Linked DNA regions of Homo sapiens: region 2 is linked to region 1. The links are chromatin loops, found by intact Hi-C in ENCODE. Cell type or tissue: dorsolateral prefrontal cortex. All regions are shown on one strand. Links, peaks and the distances in the headings refer to the core of each region. The heading gives the core; the rest is flanking DNA.

Region 1 (8,350 bases), core at 105-8,104:
AGGAGTGCAGATATCTCTTCGAAGTACCTATTTCATTTCCTTTGGATGTATACACAGTAGTGGGATTGCTGGATCATACAGTAGTTCTATTTTTATTTTTTGAGGAAACTCTAAACTATTAATATTTTCCAAAATGGCTGTACTCATTTATATTCCCACCAGCAGAGTGTAAAATTTCTCTTTTCTCCACATCCTCACCAACACTTGTTATCTTCTGATTTTTTGACAGTAGTCATTCTAATTGGAATGAGGTGAAAATTTCTGTCATCTTGATTTGCCTTTCCCTGATGATTTCTGATGTTGAACATCTTCTTTTTCATTTATCTGTTGGCCATTTGTATATCTTCTTTTGAGAAATATCTACTCAAGTCTTTCGCTCATTTTTTGATGGGTTTACTTTTGTTGTTGGTGTTGAGTTTCTTATATATTTTGGATATTAACCCCTTATTAGATGTAGAGTTTTCAAATATTTTCTCCCATTCTATAGGTTGCCTCTTTGCTCTATTGATTGTTCCCTTTGCTATGCAGAAGCTTTTTAGTTTGATGTAATCCTATTTGTCTATATTTGTTTTTGTTGCTCAGACTTTTGAGGTTTTTTACAAAAAAAAAAAATCCTTACCTAGGCCAATGTCACAGAGCTTTTCCCCTATGTTTTCTGTTAGTAGTTTCATTTCAGGTCTTATGTTTAAGTCTTTAATCAATTTTGAGTTGATTTTTGTATATGGTGAGAGATAGGAGTCTAGTTTCATTGTTCTGCATGTGCATATGCAGTTTACCCAGTACCATTTATTGAAAAGGCTGTCCTTTCCCCATTGTCTATACTTGGCACCATTGTCAAAAATTAGTGGGCCGTAGATGCAGGGATTTATTTCTGGGCCCTCTATTCAGTTCATTAGTCTATGTGTCTATTTTTATTCCATTTACCATGCTGTTTTGGTTACTCTAGCCTTTTGGTATATTTTGAAGTCAGGTCATGTGATGTATCCAACCGTGTTATTTTTGCTCAAGATTGCTTGGGTAATTTGGGGCCTTCTGTGGTTGCACACAAATTTTAAGATTTTTTTTTTCTCATTTTGGGAAGATTGTCATTGGTTTTTTGTTGTTTGTTTGTTTTGTTTTGTTTTTTGTTTTTTTGAGGCAGAGTCTCACTCTGTCACCCAGGCTGGAGTGCAAAGGCGTGATCTCGGTTCACTGCAACCTCCGCTTCCCGAGTTCAAGTGATTGTCCTGCCTCAGCCTCCCCAGTAGCTGGGATTACAGGCATGTGCCACCACACCAAGCTAATTTTTGTATTTTTAGTAGAGATGGGGTTTCACCATGTTGGTCAGGCTGGTCTTGAACTCTTGACCTCGGGTGATTCACCCACCTTGGCCTCCCAAAGTGCTGGGATTACAGGCGTGAGCCACCGTGCCCCACCTGTCATTGCTATTTTGATAGAGATTGCACTGAATCTGCAGGTGCAGAGGTGTACATTGTACGGACATTTTAACAATATTATTTCTTCTGATCCATGAACATGAGATATATGTGTCTTCTTCAGTTTCTCTCCTCAATGTTTTTTGGTTTTCATTGCAGAGATCTTTCACCTCCTTGGTTAAATTTATTACTAGGCATTCTGGGTTTTTTTTTGTTTTTTTTTTTTGTAGCCATTGTAAGTGAAATTGCTTTCTTGCTTTCTTTTCAGACAATTCACTATTGGTGTATAGAAACATCACTGATTTTTGTATGTTGATTTTATATCTTGAAACTTTACTGAACTTGTTTATTAATTTTAATGGTTTTTTGGTGAAGTCATTGGGGTGTTCTCCATGTAATATCATGGCATCTCTAAACAGAGAGAGTTTGCTTCAATGAATTTTAAAGTTTGAATGTGACATTAAATTTTGGCACTATTTTGTGCAAAAATGGCATGTATAAATTAAACCAAAAATAATTACTTTTTTTATTTTCTTGGCTCAGACTTCGTCTCTTAATATTCACTTTCTTTGTGTATTAATAACAAGCAAATTTTATAGCTGGAGTTTATGGTGCTTTGGTTCTTATATTCCAACAGACACATATAAAAATCTGGGACGGGCGCGGTGGCTCACGCCTGTAATCCCAGCACTTTGGGAGGCCGAGGCGGGCGGATCACGAGGTCAGGAGATGAGACCATCTTGGCTAACACGGTGAAACCCCGTATCTACTAAAAATACAAAAAATCAGCCGGGCTCGGTGGCGGGCGCCTGTAGTCCCAGCTACTTAGGAGGCTGAGGCAGGAGAATGGTGTGAACCCGGGAGGCGGAGCTTGCAGTGAGCCAAGATCATGCCACGGCAGTCCGGCCTGGGCGAAAGAGTGAGACTCCGTCTCAAAAAAAAAAAAGTCTGACTTTGAAATCGTTTAAAATCTGATTTTTGAACCAAAGCTCATGTGATGAGGATATGATGCAAGAATGATGATGGCAATGATGTTTAAAACCCCTGTCCCCTAGTGAAGATCTTAAGATATATCTAGGGTTACTTCTTAAACCAAAACCTGTAGCAATGATGCATTGAGTAGAAAAATTGTTGTAAATAAAAGGCTAATCTTCAAAAATATGAAGTCAGAATAAGCTTTATACATGGCAATTGACCTCAGTTCACCTCTAAGATTATCCTTTTAGAATGTTAGTGTAAGAAGCAATTGTTATATCTTAAACATTTTATTTGAAAAGAAATAATTTAAATTATTCAAATAAGTGTTGGCCATTTTCAGGATACTGAATTCACCCAAAACAAAAATAAAAATGCATCTAGTCACTCAAATAAGAGCAAGTTACTTTGAATAAACTGAACAACTCAACTCATTGCACCTGAAGGTTATTTTTAATTAAGCACATTATTTGGGAAAGTCTAAACAAATATGTGGAAGTTGATGCAAACACTACTTTGCTTCAGCTGGTTGTCTTTGTTTGGATATTTATATTCATGAAGTATAATTTCACTCTTAGAGAGTCTATATGAATGGAAAAATTAGATGTTGTTTCTGGTACTTTTCTCCACACATGTGGATTTTTGTACCCCTCAGCATGTTTTGCTTTCCATCTGTTTATTTTAGTTTTATGCAGGCACAGCTTTGGAGCTGAGAGAAAGAAAGTGTCTGAAACTGTGTCTTTGGCTGATCTGTGTTGACATAGCATTTACCGTCAACCCCAAGCTTTTCCGAAATTTGTTATGATGAGATAATAAATAGTTCATATGTGTAAAATAGTGCTTAACACAAAGACACACAGGAAATATTTGATGCCTTTTGTGAAACCAAACTAGTTTGGCCATTGTGATGGAATGACAGGGTAGCTAGTACAAGACTCGCCCTCCTGATGTAAACAACTAAAAAAAAAGGTAGGAAATAAATGAGGTTTCTATTTTTGGGAACTGAGCACTGTTAGTGCAGAACTATGATTTTTGCTAGATGTGAAACACACATAAATACACCAGTGATCTCCTGGGATTTGGATTTGGAATGGCTTTTGTGCTGTGGGCAGACAGAAGGAATACAATGAGATGAGCAGCAATGTTTCTGAGCTGAAGAGGATGAGGTCAGAGTCATAGGCAGCAGAAGCAATTAGAGTTTATAGGCCAGAGCACCAGAGAAGAAAGAGCCACTCAGAGGATGGGCTCAAAAGACTCATTAATCATCATGGGTCTCTGAGGGGCCTAGCAGATATCATCTGCTGAGAGATTGAGAGATAAACAAAACTGTCAGAAATTAGAGAGTTGGAGTTCCAGCTCAGCCAGTAGGGAGAGACATGACACTAAACATCTCAAGCATTGAGAAACCAGAAAGGCCTTTCTTTAGGAGTAGAGACCACATTATACAGAAAGAAAGATGCCATACATTCAAAAACAAAATAAAAGCATTCAAAGAATAAAATCAAGATTTACAGGGAAAAAACATATTTTAGCTGCCTGCCAGAACAAAATTCCAAATCTTTTAAAGGAAGTTAACATAATCAGGAACCCCTTTAATTATCGTCTGAATGTCCAATATACAATAAAAATTATTAGATCTAACCTATAATCAAGAAAAAAGTATAAATATTGAAATGACATAACTGTTGAAATTAGCTTGCAAGAACTTAATATTTTTCAAGGACTTAAATAAAAGAATGAATATGAGTAAACAATGAGAAAACTTTGCAGAGAAATGAAAACTATAAGAAGGACCCAATGAGAATTTCAGAATTGAAAAGTAAAATATCTGAAATGAAGAATAATCTTGATGGGCTGAACAGTACATTGGAACCAGAGAAGGAAGGATTCACATATCTGAAGACGATTAACAGAAATTACATAATCTGAAGAATGGAAAGAAAAAATATTTCAAAAAACTGCAGAGAGCTGCAGTGATCTGTGGGATAATTCCAAGTAGGTTCCCATATAATTGCAGTACCAGAGGGAGAGGAGAAAAAGAACAGGGAGGAAAAATATTCTGAATTAATAATGGCCAAATATTTCCCAAATTTGGTGGAAGATGTCGATCCAAGAACCTTAGCAAATCTTAGTCAGGTTTTTAGCAAATCTTAGCCAGGCGTTTTTAAACTGGTTTTAACTGTGCTAGTTAATGAATCTGTTACCCTTTTAAAATTTAACCAGACCTACAAATACTAACTCAAAATAGATTAAAGACTTGAGATATTTGCACTCCCACGTTTATTGAAGCACTGTTCACAATAGGCGAGATATGGAATCAACCTGTGTCCATCAACAGATGAATGGATTTTTAAGTGTAGTATATATACCACAAAAAGAATGAAATCCTGTCATTTGCGGCAACATGAATGGAACTGGAGGTCATTATGTTAAGTGAAAGAAGCCAGGCACAGAAAGACAAATATCACATGTTCTCACTTATACATGGGAGTGAAAAAAGTGGATATCATGGAGGTAGACTGATGGTTACCAGATGCTGGAAAGGGAAAGGAAGCAAAGAGGTATAAAGAGAAGTTGGTCAATGGGTACAAAAACGCAATTTGATAAAAGGAATACATTCTAGTACTTGATAGTAAATAAGGGATATTATAATTAACCATAATTTACTGCATATTTTTAGATAGCTAGAAGAGAAAGAATTGTAATGTTCCCAACACAAAGAAGAGATAAATGTTTCAGGTGATGTATATCTCAATTGGCCTAATTTGATCATTACAGATTGTATACATGTATCAAAATATCACATTCACCCAAAAAATGTGTACAACAGTATGGTTTGGCTCTGTGTCCCCACCCAAATCTTATGTTGAATTGTAATTCCCAGTGTTGGGGGAAGGACCTGGTGGCAGGTGATTGGATCATGGGAGCAGATTTCCCCCATGATGTTCTTGTGATAGTGAGTGAGTGCTCACAAAATCTGATGGTTTAAAAGTGTGTGGCACTTCCCCTCCACCACACATTCTCTTTCCCCTGCTGCCACGTGAAGAAAGTTCTTGGTTCCCCTTCACCTTTGGCCATGATTGTAGGTTTCCTGAGGCCTCCCAGTCATGTTTCTTGTTAAGCCTGAAGAACTGTGAGTCAATCAAACCTCTTTCCTTCATAAGTTACCCAGTCTCAGGTAGTTCTTTATAGCAGTGTGAGAATGGACTAATACAAACAATGATGTGTCAATTTAAAAAATAAAAAAACTTAACTGGATAAAATACTGTTGAAAGGGATTAATGCACTTGATATATTACAGAGAATGAAAAATACAAGAATAATATTAAATGTTGCTATGTGTAAAAAAATTTAACTGGATAAAATATTGTGGAAAGGGATTAATGCAGTTGATATATTACAGATAATGAAAAATACAAGAATAATATTAAATGTTGCTATGTGTAAAAAACACAATATAAAAGTGCTCTCTTTTATTTTATTTGAATAGATAATTGTCATTATTTTGTAGCCATATTATATTTTTTCTATCTTAACAGATTGTTTTTATTTTTGGGTGTTTGTTTGTTTGTTTGTTTTGAGACGGAGTTTCACTCTTGTCCCTCAGGCTGGAGTGCAGTGGTGCCATCTCGACTCACTGCAACCTCCCCATCCTGGGTTCAGGCAGTTCTCCTGCCTCAGCCTCCTGATGGCTCGGATTACAAGTGCCTGCCACCACGCCCAGCTTTTTTGTTTGTTTGTTTTGTTTTTTTGTATTTTTAGTAGAGACTGGGTTTCACCATGTTGGCCAGGCTTATCTCTAACTCCTGACCTCAGGTGATTCATCCATCTCGGCCTCCTAAATTGCTGGGATTACAGGCATGAGCCACCGCACCCAGCCTGTTAACAATGTTTTATGACTGACAGAGGTTGCATATTCATTCAGTTTCTATGATTTCTTTTGTTTCAGTGAATAGCAACTAATAAACAGTTACTATGTAGTTATCTTTCCTTGCTAAGGTTTATTTGTATATTGATTATATACACATATTTTTTCAGGGACATTAAAAATTTTTTCATCTCATCAAATCTGGAGCAACATGCCTAAGTTATGTTGTTTATGGGAAAATCTATGATGTGATAATTTACTTACGACTTACAGAAAAGAATAGCAGAAACTATGAGAAAAGCCTTAGGTTTTACTTACACTTGGCTATATGAAATTTAAGTTTCTGTACAAAGAAAGATATATCACTCAAAATTTAAAAGATGAGCAAAAGAATCCAGCATATTTAACAGATAAAGAGCTCCTACAAATCTATAAGAAACAGATAAGCACTGGTAATTGGGGAATTTCCCATTAAAAGATATAAATAATATTAATAGTGTATTATATACTTGAAATTTCCAGAGAGAGTAGATCTTAAATCTTCTCAACACACACACACACACACACACACACACACACACACACACACACACACTAACTATATGAGGTGATGCATGTGTTAACTAACTTGATTGTGGTAATCATTTCACAATATATACATATATCTAAGCATCATAGTGTTCATCTTAAATGTGTACAATATTATCTGTCAATTGTACATCAATAAATCCGGAAAAAAATAAAGTAGTTGCAACAAGAGTTAAAAACTATGAATTTTTAATGAAATACAAGAAATATTTTGTATAATCTTGGAAAGCAAAATTATTCTTGCACATTAGATTTCCAGGGGTTATTCATCTTACAACGGAACGTTTGTTTCCTCGATCAACATCTCTCAAATGTCCTCACCCTGCAGGCTCTGGTAATCACCATTCTATTCTATGTTCCATGGGTTTGACTTTTAAAATTCCACATAGAAATGAGATCATATAGTATTTGCATTTCTCTTTCTGACTTATTTCGCCTAGCATAATGCCCTCAAGGTTCATCCATGTTGTCACAGATGGCAGAATTTCATTCTTTTTGATGGTTGAATAATATCCCATTGCATATGTATATCATATTTTCTGTATGAATCCAGCAAGGAACATTTAAGTTATTTCCATGTCTTGGCTACTGTGACTAATGCTGCAAGCAACAACTTTAGAAGTCTGAAATTGTGTCAGTATAAAACCATTAAAATTTAAAAGTTAGCTTAGCTTTTTAAGTTTAGATTTTTAATTCATCGGAAATTTCTATGTCAGATGAATGGCAGGTGTCATAGGTGAGATTATTGTTCATCAAAATATTCATTAGTGTCTTCATCTCCATGGGAGAATATATTTCTCTACCCTGTGGATGTCAGGTTTGGCTACATGACTGCTTTGGCCAATGGGATATTAACAAACATAATGCAAAGAGAAGCATATGATATTTCCTACTCCCCTAAACTGCCCTATGTAATTTTAATTTCTATTAAAAACAAAAGTCATTATTGAACTAATATGACTATGCAAATATGGTTATCAGGTGAACCAGATAGAATATGCTAATATATTTATTAGTATGTAACTTCTTTTTTATTCACTGAATTTTCTATATCTATATCTATATAGATATAGATATGTATCACTTGTTGATTGATCTGGAAGTTTTTTGATAGAACTCTAAAGCTTCTCTTAATCTGGTAAAAATACATTTCAAAAATTAATAAATTCATTTCCCTTTCAACTGTTTGCTCAACAAGCTAATTAATTACACAGATCTTACCTTGACGTTCCTTTTCCCTATTATCTGTGGTCTGCAGATGCAGGGATCTGACAACTTCCTGACAAGAGATAATGCTGAGTCTCCAGCCCAGAAACGGGGATTTAGGTGCCACAACATTCTGCATAGGTTTGGTGAGGGCGAAGACAAAAGACGATGTGTTCCTAGGCCTGGAAGATGTCAGGGTTTTTTTTATATTTTTCTATTCCGAAAATTGCCAACCCAGTGAGGCTTCTCATTCTCCTTGAGGAGGGAAAGAGAGTCTCAAGGGCAGGATCCTCCTTGA
Region 2 (8,350 bases), core at 268-8,267, 91 kb after region 1:
GCCCAGGCAAAAGTTTGCTGCAGGAGCGGGGCCCTCATGGAAACCTCTGGTAGGGCAGTGAAGGGAAATGTGGGGTTGGAGCCCCCACACAGAGTCCCTACTGGGGCACTGCCTCGTGGAGCTGTGTGGGGGCTCCACTAGGAGCAGGCCACTGTCCCCCAGACGCCAGAATTGTAGATCCACTGACAGCTTGTACCATGAGCCTGGAAAAGCCACAGACACTGAATGCCAGCCTGTGAAAGCAGCCAGGAGGGGGGCTATACCCTGCAAAACCACAGGGGCAGAGCTGCCCAAGACTATGAGAACCTACCTCTTGCATCAGCATGACCTGGATGTGAGACATGGAGTCAAAGGAGATCATTTTGGAGGTTTAGAATTTGACTGCCCTTCGTGCCACGCACTCCAGCCTGGGCGATGAGCGAGACTCCATCTCAAAAAAAAAAAAAAAAAGAAAAAGAAAAAAAGAATTTGACTACCCTTCTGGATTTCGAACTTGCATGGGCTCTGTAACCCCTTTGTTTTGGCCAATTTCTCTCATTTGGAATGGCTGTACTTACACAATACCTGTACCCCCATTGTATCTAGGAAGTAACTAGCTTGCTTTTGATTTTACAGGCTCATAGGCAGAAGGAACTTGCCTTGTCTCAGATGACACTCTGGGCTGTGGACTTTTGGCTTAATGCTGAAATGAGATAAGACTTTGGGGGACTGTTGGGAAGGCATGATTGGTTTTGAAATATGAGGACATGAGATTTGGAGGGGTCAAGGATGGAATGATATGGTTTGGCTCTGTGTCCCCACCCAAAGCTCATCTTGAATTGTACTCCTATAATTCCCACATGTTGTGGGAGGAACCTGGTGGGAGATAATTTGAATCATGGGGGCAGTTTCCCCCCATACTGTTCTTATGGTAGTGAACAAGCCTCACAAGATCCAATGGTTTTATCAGGGGTTTCTGCTCTTGCATCACCTCATTTTCTCTTGTCATCACCATGTAAGAAGTGCCTTTCACCTCCTGCCATGATTGAGGCCTCCCCAGCCATGTGGAACTGTAAGTCCAATTAAACTTCTTTTTCTTCCCAATCTTGAGTTTATCTTTACAGCAGCATGGAAACAGTCCTTTTCCTGAAAACAACCTCACATGGCCTTCCTTGGTGTGAGAACACACACGGAGAGAGAGAATCTTGTCTCTCTCTTCTTCTATGGATGCTAATCCCATCATGAGGGCTCTACCCTCATGACCTCATCTAAACCTAATTACTGCCCAGAGGCCTGACCTCCTCCTAATATTATCCCACTGGGGGTTAGGATTTCAACAGATGGGTGGCAGGGGACAGGGCACAAACACACAGTCTAAAACAAGTATCTTCCTGGTTACAAAAGGGGAAATATAATCTGCAAAAACTAAAGTATTTTAATAATTGACAATTTAAAAGTCAATCACTAATCACTACTACACAAGTTACTACTACTTGTAGAATTATTTAAGTAATTAATTTTGGACTTCAGGTAGAAATGATCTTTAAAAAATTATGAGGTAAAAAATAAGCATAAAATATATTAGTAGCTTAATAACATATTCAAAGTTCATGTAGCCTGTAAGGATATTTGATGACCTCATGGTAGAATCACATCAATTGGGTGCAGTGGCTCATGCCTGTAATCCCCACACTTTGGGAGGCTGAGGCAGGTGGATGGCTTGAGTTCAGGAGTCCAAAACCAGCCTGGGCAACATGGCGAAACCCCATCTCCACATCTCCACAAAAGATACAAAAGTTAGTTGGGCATAGTGGTGTGCTCCTGTGGTCCCAGCTCCTCAGGAGACTGAGGCACGAGAATAGCTTGGACCCAGGAGGCAGGGTTGCAGTAAGCAGGGATGGCACCACTGCACTCCAGCCTGAGTGACAGAGTGCGATTACCGTCTGAAAAAAAGAAAAAAAAAGAAAGAAAGGCTGTGGTCTGGGGTGGACCGAGGCTCAAAAGATAGACAAAATGAACTCTTAAAACCTATCAAACTTGTTAGTAGGATTAGATACAGCTGTGTATGCGAGAAAGCTTCAAAATATGGGCTTAAAGGAAACAGCAGTTCCTGCCTTGTCTGGCTGTCATTCTGTTATCCTGCCCCAAGATCCAAAATGGCTGTTAAGCTCCAGCTGTTTTCATGCCCACATTGCAGGTAGTGGAAAAGAGTAATTAAGAGTAAGTGTAGCAAGATCACAGACCTCCGCTTTTGAGGAGACTCCCTGGAAGTTCCACACAACACTTACACTTAACATTTCATTGCCCATTCATTTATGTGGCCATTAATATCTGAGAGGGAGGCTGGAAAATGCAGCCTTATACTGTGGCAATATGCCAGCAAAATATTGGTGTTCTGTTACTGAGAGGGATGGAAAGAGCTGCTGGGGTAGGCAATTAAGATGCTCTGCCACAAGTTCATTTATCTAAGTCATAATTAAAGAAGTTCTATTAATTTAGGCAGAATAGAAAACACAAATACATATTTGATGGATATCTTTGAAACATTAATTCATAATGGAAAGTGCCTGTCTTCAAGTGTCTAAAATAAAAATCAACACGTTGGTATTTGAGTAGCAGTGGATGGCATCAACAAGGTTAACATAGCTGTAGAATAGTGATTAAATCTGGGCCCTGGAGCCAGGCCATCTCGGTGGAGTTCTGGTATTAATTGTATGGACTTGGACAAGAAATCTTGGCACATTCAATTCATCTGTGAAATGGAGAAAATGATACCTATTTGTTGAGGTTGTTGTGATAAGGAAGTAAATTACAAATGCAAAGTTAATAAATATAGAACTGTGCCTAACACCTAGCCAGTGCTTAATAAATACTAGCTTTTATTATAATTTGTTTCATTAGTATTATATCTCAAGCACATATTATCTAATAGCCTTCATACTATATGATATATATAATAAAAGAAAGTTTGTTAAATGTATGTTAGTTTTATGCTTATTTAATTTACATTTCATCTTAGACTACTCATTATTACTGAGTATAAAGTCTAATAAAATAAATCCATATTTCATAAAGAATTGTAAATAAATGCATAGACTGCTAAAGAAAACAACTATAAAACTTAATAATATTATAAGTAGGACTGTATCTTCAGCATGAATTATTAGTATATATTTTTGCAGTATTAATAGCCAAGAAAGTCATATATGGTATCCAAAAAAGGTAACAGAAGAATAAAATTATGTTCAGCTTACTTGATCCTAATTGTAAGTATATTCCACATAAGGATATTGTGGAATAAAGCCCATATTCCTATTGGTGAAATTTCATTTATTTAAAGTTTCATGAAATCTGCTCAGCATTCTATGTTAGTGTCTTGGAAATAATCAGCTCTCTGATATTATTTATAAAGTATACTCATTAAAGGAACTGTGACTATTTTGATATACTGACAAATTGCACCCTCCAGTGGAAAAAATGTTTATCCATAAAACTTTAATGTGTTTCTGCATTGCAGCTGTAATATATTCAAAGTCGCTTCTGTCTAAAATTCTTTTAAATGTAATTGTGTTTTATGACCTGAATATACAGAATGAATATATATCTCACTCTATTTGATATACATTATACTTTTTGGGTCCCCAGGAAGTTCCTCTGAGTTTCAGACTCCATTATGTAAACAGGACATTAAATATTGGCTAAGTACAAGAGCTTTAAAGAAAAATTTTTTCGGTACAAGAGCTTTAAAGAAAAATTTTTTCGGAATTATTATTAACGTGTCAGTCTTTATAGACATGAGTCCATTCCAAAAAGTAGAACTCATCCACTTCCACTTAATATTCTACAGGATGAAGTTGGACCACAAACCATAGTACCTTACACAGGGGGAGAAGTTACTGAACTAAAAATATTTTATGTTCATGCCTCAATGATTTTTGTGTGTATAATTAAAAGCATCTATACTCCACAAGGCTAGTTTCTTCTTACATAAATGTAATATTTTTAGTATCCATACTAGAGTATGGGTCACCAAACTTGAAGAAGGTTAAAAAACAGCCATCCTCTGTCAATCAGAAAGAGTTCCAAAACTAAGTGACTGTATAAGCACATCCATATTTTAGGGCTATTCGAAGTTAAAAACCTTTCCTCTTGTTTCAGAGATACTTATATCAAATGAAGACATTTACAAATTGTTCATAGTATACAACAGTCCAAATATGATTTTCACCTATGCTGTGTAAAGAAGTTAAACATTCATAAGTTTCTCTAATAAATTCAGTGCATTTTTCCATAATAAATAACACAAGCTATTCTAAATGTTTTAATTTCTTTCAGTGCATATTTCCAAACTCATTAAAGGGAATGAAATCGTGTTATTAAATGGCTATGATATATTTCAGTATATTATGGAATCTACACTGTACAGTTTGATTCACATCAATACTGTAATTCACTCTAAAAAAAACCATAGGCACACACAAAATAGAGAAGAAATGTGAGGTTTTAATAAATTTAAAGTATGCTATCTACTTTAAACCACAATGTATGATATATTTTAACAAAACAGCCAATTTCCAAACCCCTTTTCTAATTCTGGCACAAGGAATATTCAATCTATTCGAATCTTCTGGTTTGTAATCCTATAAATGATGCTATCATATCCAGGATCCATGTTCCAAATATTGTAAGAAGTGATAATCACAGCCAGGGCCAAGGCAATCATTATCCAAAGTATCATGTTGAAAATCACTGAATATTCAAAATTATACGCAAGGTTATAGGGACTTGCTGGGTTCTTCACTTATTTTGCCTCAAAGATAGTCCTTGTCTTCCTCATAAGGGAGGTGTCAAATGACTTAATAGTGACTAACTCTACCACTGCATTCCCACTGTAAAGATTGTACATGTTATCTGCAAACTCTTGCAGAGCGTCAACAGGATTTTAGAAGCAACTATGAATTGTTCAGAGTCTTCCCTGTAATGCTTCCCAATTTCATCCAAACCTGCCAGCTCCAGTGAATATAAATCAGGAGAATGATCCTTGGCTAGATGCTTATGACAAGACACCAAGCTTGAAATATCATGTAGCACTTGGAGTTCAGAAAGAAAGAGCAAGTCAACTCCATTGTTCCTACTCAGAGAATTCAGGGGAAATGAACTGAGAATGGAGTTTTCCTGAAACAAGTAATTATGGAGCTGTCCTAAGGTGACTGAAAGGTCTTCAAACACTGAGTTTGCCTTCCCTACCAAATACACTCTTTCCTCACTAGGAGCCAACTGCAAAACAACAGGAGTTTCGTCAGAAAATAAAGAGCGAATGGAATTTGCAACACTGCCAAGACCAAACGGAACTGCATTCTCCAAAGGGTATGAAATGACACTGCCTGGTGGTAGAGCCAGTTTGTCCACTCCCTTCACCATCACCATGACGGTAGCCCGAGGACGATGAAATAGGTCACCTACTGCAAGTCCTGGCCAAGAAAGGTTTTCCTTCACAGAGAAGGCCATGGACAATGCAGCCACGTCTGGGATTCACTCTCCCGGTATAGGCCAATTTCCATTTCTGAAAATAACAGACCAAGAACTAAACTCGTTCCCTCAAACACCCGCCACCAACGACAGGAGCACGGCAAACACAATCATGGTGCCGCTGCGGCCGCGCAGTGCAGGGCAACAAGGAGCGGGCCGGCAGGACACAGGCAAGCACTGCGGTGTGACTGGGTGACGGCATTAGGACTCATCCTGACTCCTGGGGCTTGTCCTTTCATCGCCTAAAGGAATATATTTTTTAAAAAAAGTAAAAAATAAAATTATACCTGTATATATTGAATATTTTCTAAAAGAATATCCTCCACTATATATTTGATATAGAAATATTTTATAGATATTCCTGTGAGCAAAGATTTTGGTTGGAAAGATCTGTAGTTGCCCAATATTGGAAGAGGAATTTAAAAAAATGGTTAAATAAAAATTGAAGCATCACCTATTCTTGTCATAAATGGAAGAGAGGAGGAGCAGGGCAAGGAAAATAGTACTTTCAGTCACTGAGCATATGTCAGGATCAGGGCTAGGTGGTTAGATATACAAAGTCATTCCACCACCACCCAACCCCAATTTTATAGTGATTCAAAACAGGTTCATACAGCCTCTTTATTATTTTTTTTTAACTAAAGTCCTCTTAATGACAAAGGAAATTGAATATGGGCTGCAAGAAATATGAAGGCATATCCCACAGCTACTACTAATCAGTGAGAAATGTCTTTATTTTTTAAATTCGTCAGGCAAATGTTTCATCCTACTTCAAAATATATGTGCTTTTTGTCAGTGTAAAAAATGTTTATGACTGCTAGTAAAATTATTTTTCAGAAAGAACTGAAACACTGAGCACATCTCTCCATTTTTCACTCCAGTCTGAGGAGCATAAAAGCTAATACTAACAGAATGTGATGAGGTATGGTTTGAACACAGAGGGTCTTGACTCTAAAACTGAACTCATCCTACAATATTCTACACTAATTCTATAGTTATCAAATCTTTCCCACCAAAATCTTTGCTCACCCCTTGTTTTATCTTCCCGTTTCTTATGAATCAGTGGCATACTATCAGGCAGTTATCACCTAAAACTGAGGCCCTTTTCTTAACTGTCATTTCTGCTAGAAGTTGGCTTTATTCCTCATTGGCTTTCTTCTCTCTACCCAACATGGCCTCTAAAAATCTCTTCTATTTTCCTAATTATACTCTATCCTTCACTTTACACACCTTATGCACCCCAGGCAAAACACAAGTATCGTAGTCTGTGACTACCTTTTTATGTTTAGCCTGCCCGTTAGAAGACATGTAGATCTCTTCCTTATAGAGAATTGTATTAGTCTGTTCTCACACTGCTATACAGAACTACCTGAGACTGGGTAATTTATGAAGAAAAGAGGTTTAATTGACTCACAGTTCCACAGGCTGTACAGGAAGCATGAGTGGGAAGCCTCAGGAAACTTACAATCACATTGTAAGGCAAAGGTGAAGCAAGCACGTCTTACATGGCAGAGCAGGAAAAGAGGTGGGGGAAGGTGCCAAACACTTTTAAATGATCAGCTCACTATCACCAGAACAGCAAGGGGGAAATTCACCCCCATGATCTAATCACCTCTCACCAGGCCCCTCCTCCAATTCGACATGAGATTTGGGCAAGAACACAAATCCAAACCATATCAATAATTATGCTAAGAAATACATTTTTCTTCCTGTGTTACCACTTTGCCAAACATTAGCTGTCATTGACAAAACAACCTAAAACTTCTCAAAAGAAAGCAAACGCAATAGTTACCTTTGCTCCCTAAAGCTCTTGTAGCCCATGGTCTGACACCCTCCCTGCTCCCATCTCCTTGGATCTTGTCTCATCTCAGAAGTCCCTGTCTGAAACCAGGGCCTAGGTATTCAGCTGTCAGGGACGGTTTGTTCTCACCTGTCTTGAATGCCTAATCCAATGTTTTTATGTTGCTGGTCCACATTTTATTTTACTTCTTCTAAGTTCATTATTTACTTGTTTATACATCTTTTTACATTATTTTACTTAGTTCTTACTTTTTATTCATCTCTTTTAAAAATACTTCATTTCCTAAACTCTTTATCCAATTTGTTTTATTATTTAACACTTTACTGTGTTCCTTTTATTCCTTTTCTTTTTTGCAATCAATTTTAGTTAATTTTTTTTCTTTCAGCCTCTCCATGTTAAATAGTAGGTCAGACCCACAAAGGAGAATAAAGAAAGAGGATGACTTGTGTCTACTGGAGGAAATGTACTAATCAGAAAAACACACAAAAAAAATTATAGCTATGTTAAGTGTTACCAAGAAGAGGTATGCAGTTTCAGGAAAACATGTGACTGGGTCATTATCCTAGTCAGAGAAGTTAGCAAAAGCTTCCCTAAAGAAAAGATGAACTCTTCTCATGGAAGGATGAAAATATGTAAGACAGTGAGTGCCACTGACACAGAGATAGTACTACACAACCGTTTATGAGGAGAGAACAAGCAACCTGACTTACAGGAAGTAAAAGAAGATCATTGTGGCTGGAGCACAGAGAGAGGGAAACATAGTATAAAACTTAGAGGTAAGTGCAGTTTAGATCATACAAGTTTTGTTGAGAATTTTGGTGTGTATCTTAAAACCAAATGGAAGCCATTCAAATGCTTCAGCAAAGCTAAGAGGAGTAATGTGAGGATATTTGCATTTGAAATCTTACTCCTCTGCGTATTCGCTGTGCGACATGACTTTGGACAAGTTTCTCAATCTCTCTTAGCCTCATCTGTGAAATGGCAAGAACAATAGTCATTATATTAGCAGTCGTATAAGAAGTAGTAATGGTAATAATAGGT

What was found. Peaks named below come from ENCODE experiments on the same cell type or tissue, not always from the same donor. Only the 100,000 strongest peaks of a DNase experiment are listed, where the experiment ranks them.
Region 2: it touches region 1 in a loop (3-fold over the local background); 6 of 110 quality-filtered maps call a loop at or near these places.

What each region holds. Positions count from the first base shown.
Region 1 is chr1:197,310,202-197,318,551 of GRCh38, reverse strand. All of the region lies in intron 1 of CRB1 (crumbs cell polarity complex component 1), which reads right to left. Among named protein-coding and RNA genes, the nearest start is that of CRB1, 46 kb to the right of the region's middle. In dorsolateral prefrontal cortex, for the core only: CTCF peaks have their summits at 3,597 and 3,799; no DNase peak of the experiment used is centred there; H3K4me3 peaks cover 928 bases; H3K27ac peaks cover 3,040 bases.
Region 2 is chr1:197,219,494-197,227,843 of GRCh38, reverse strand. It overlaps a transcript of CRB1 not described here and the pseudogene LOC127011. Among named protein-coding and RNA genes, the nearest start is that of ZBTB41, 22 kb to the right of the region's middle. In dorsolateral prefrontal cortex, for the core only: a CTCF peak has its summit at 3,438 (motif pointing left); no DNase peak of the experiment used is centred there.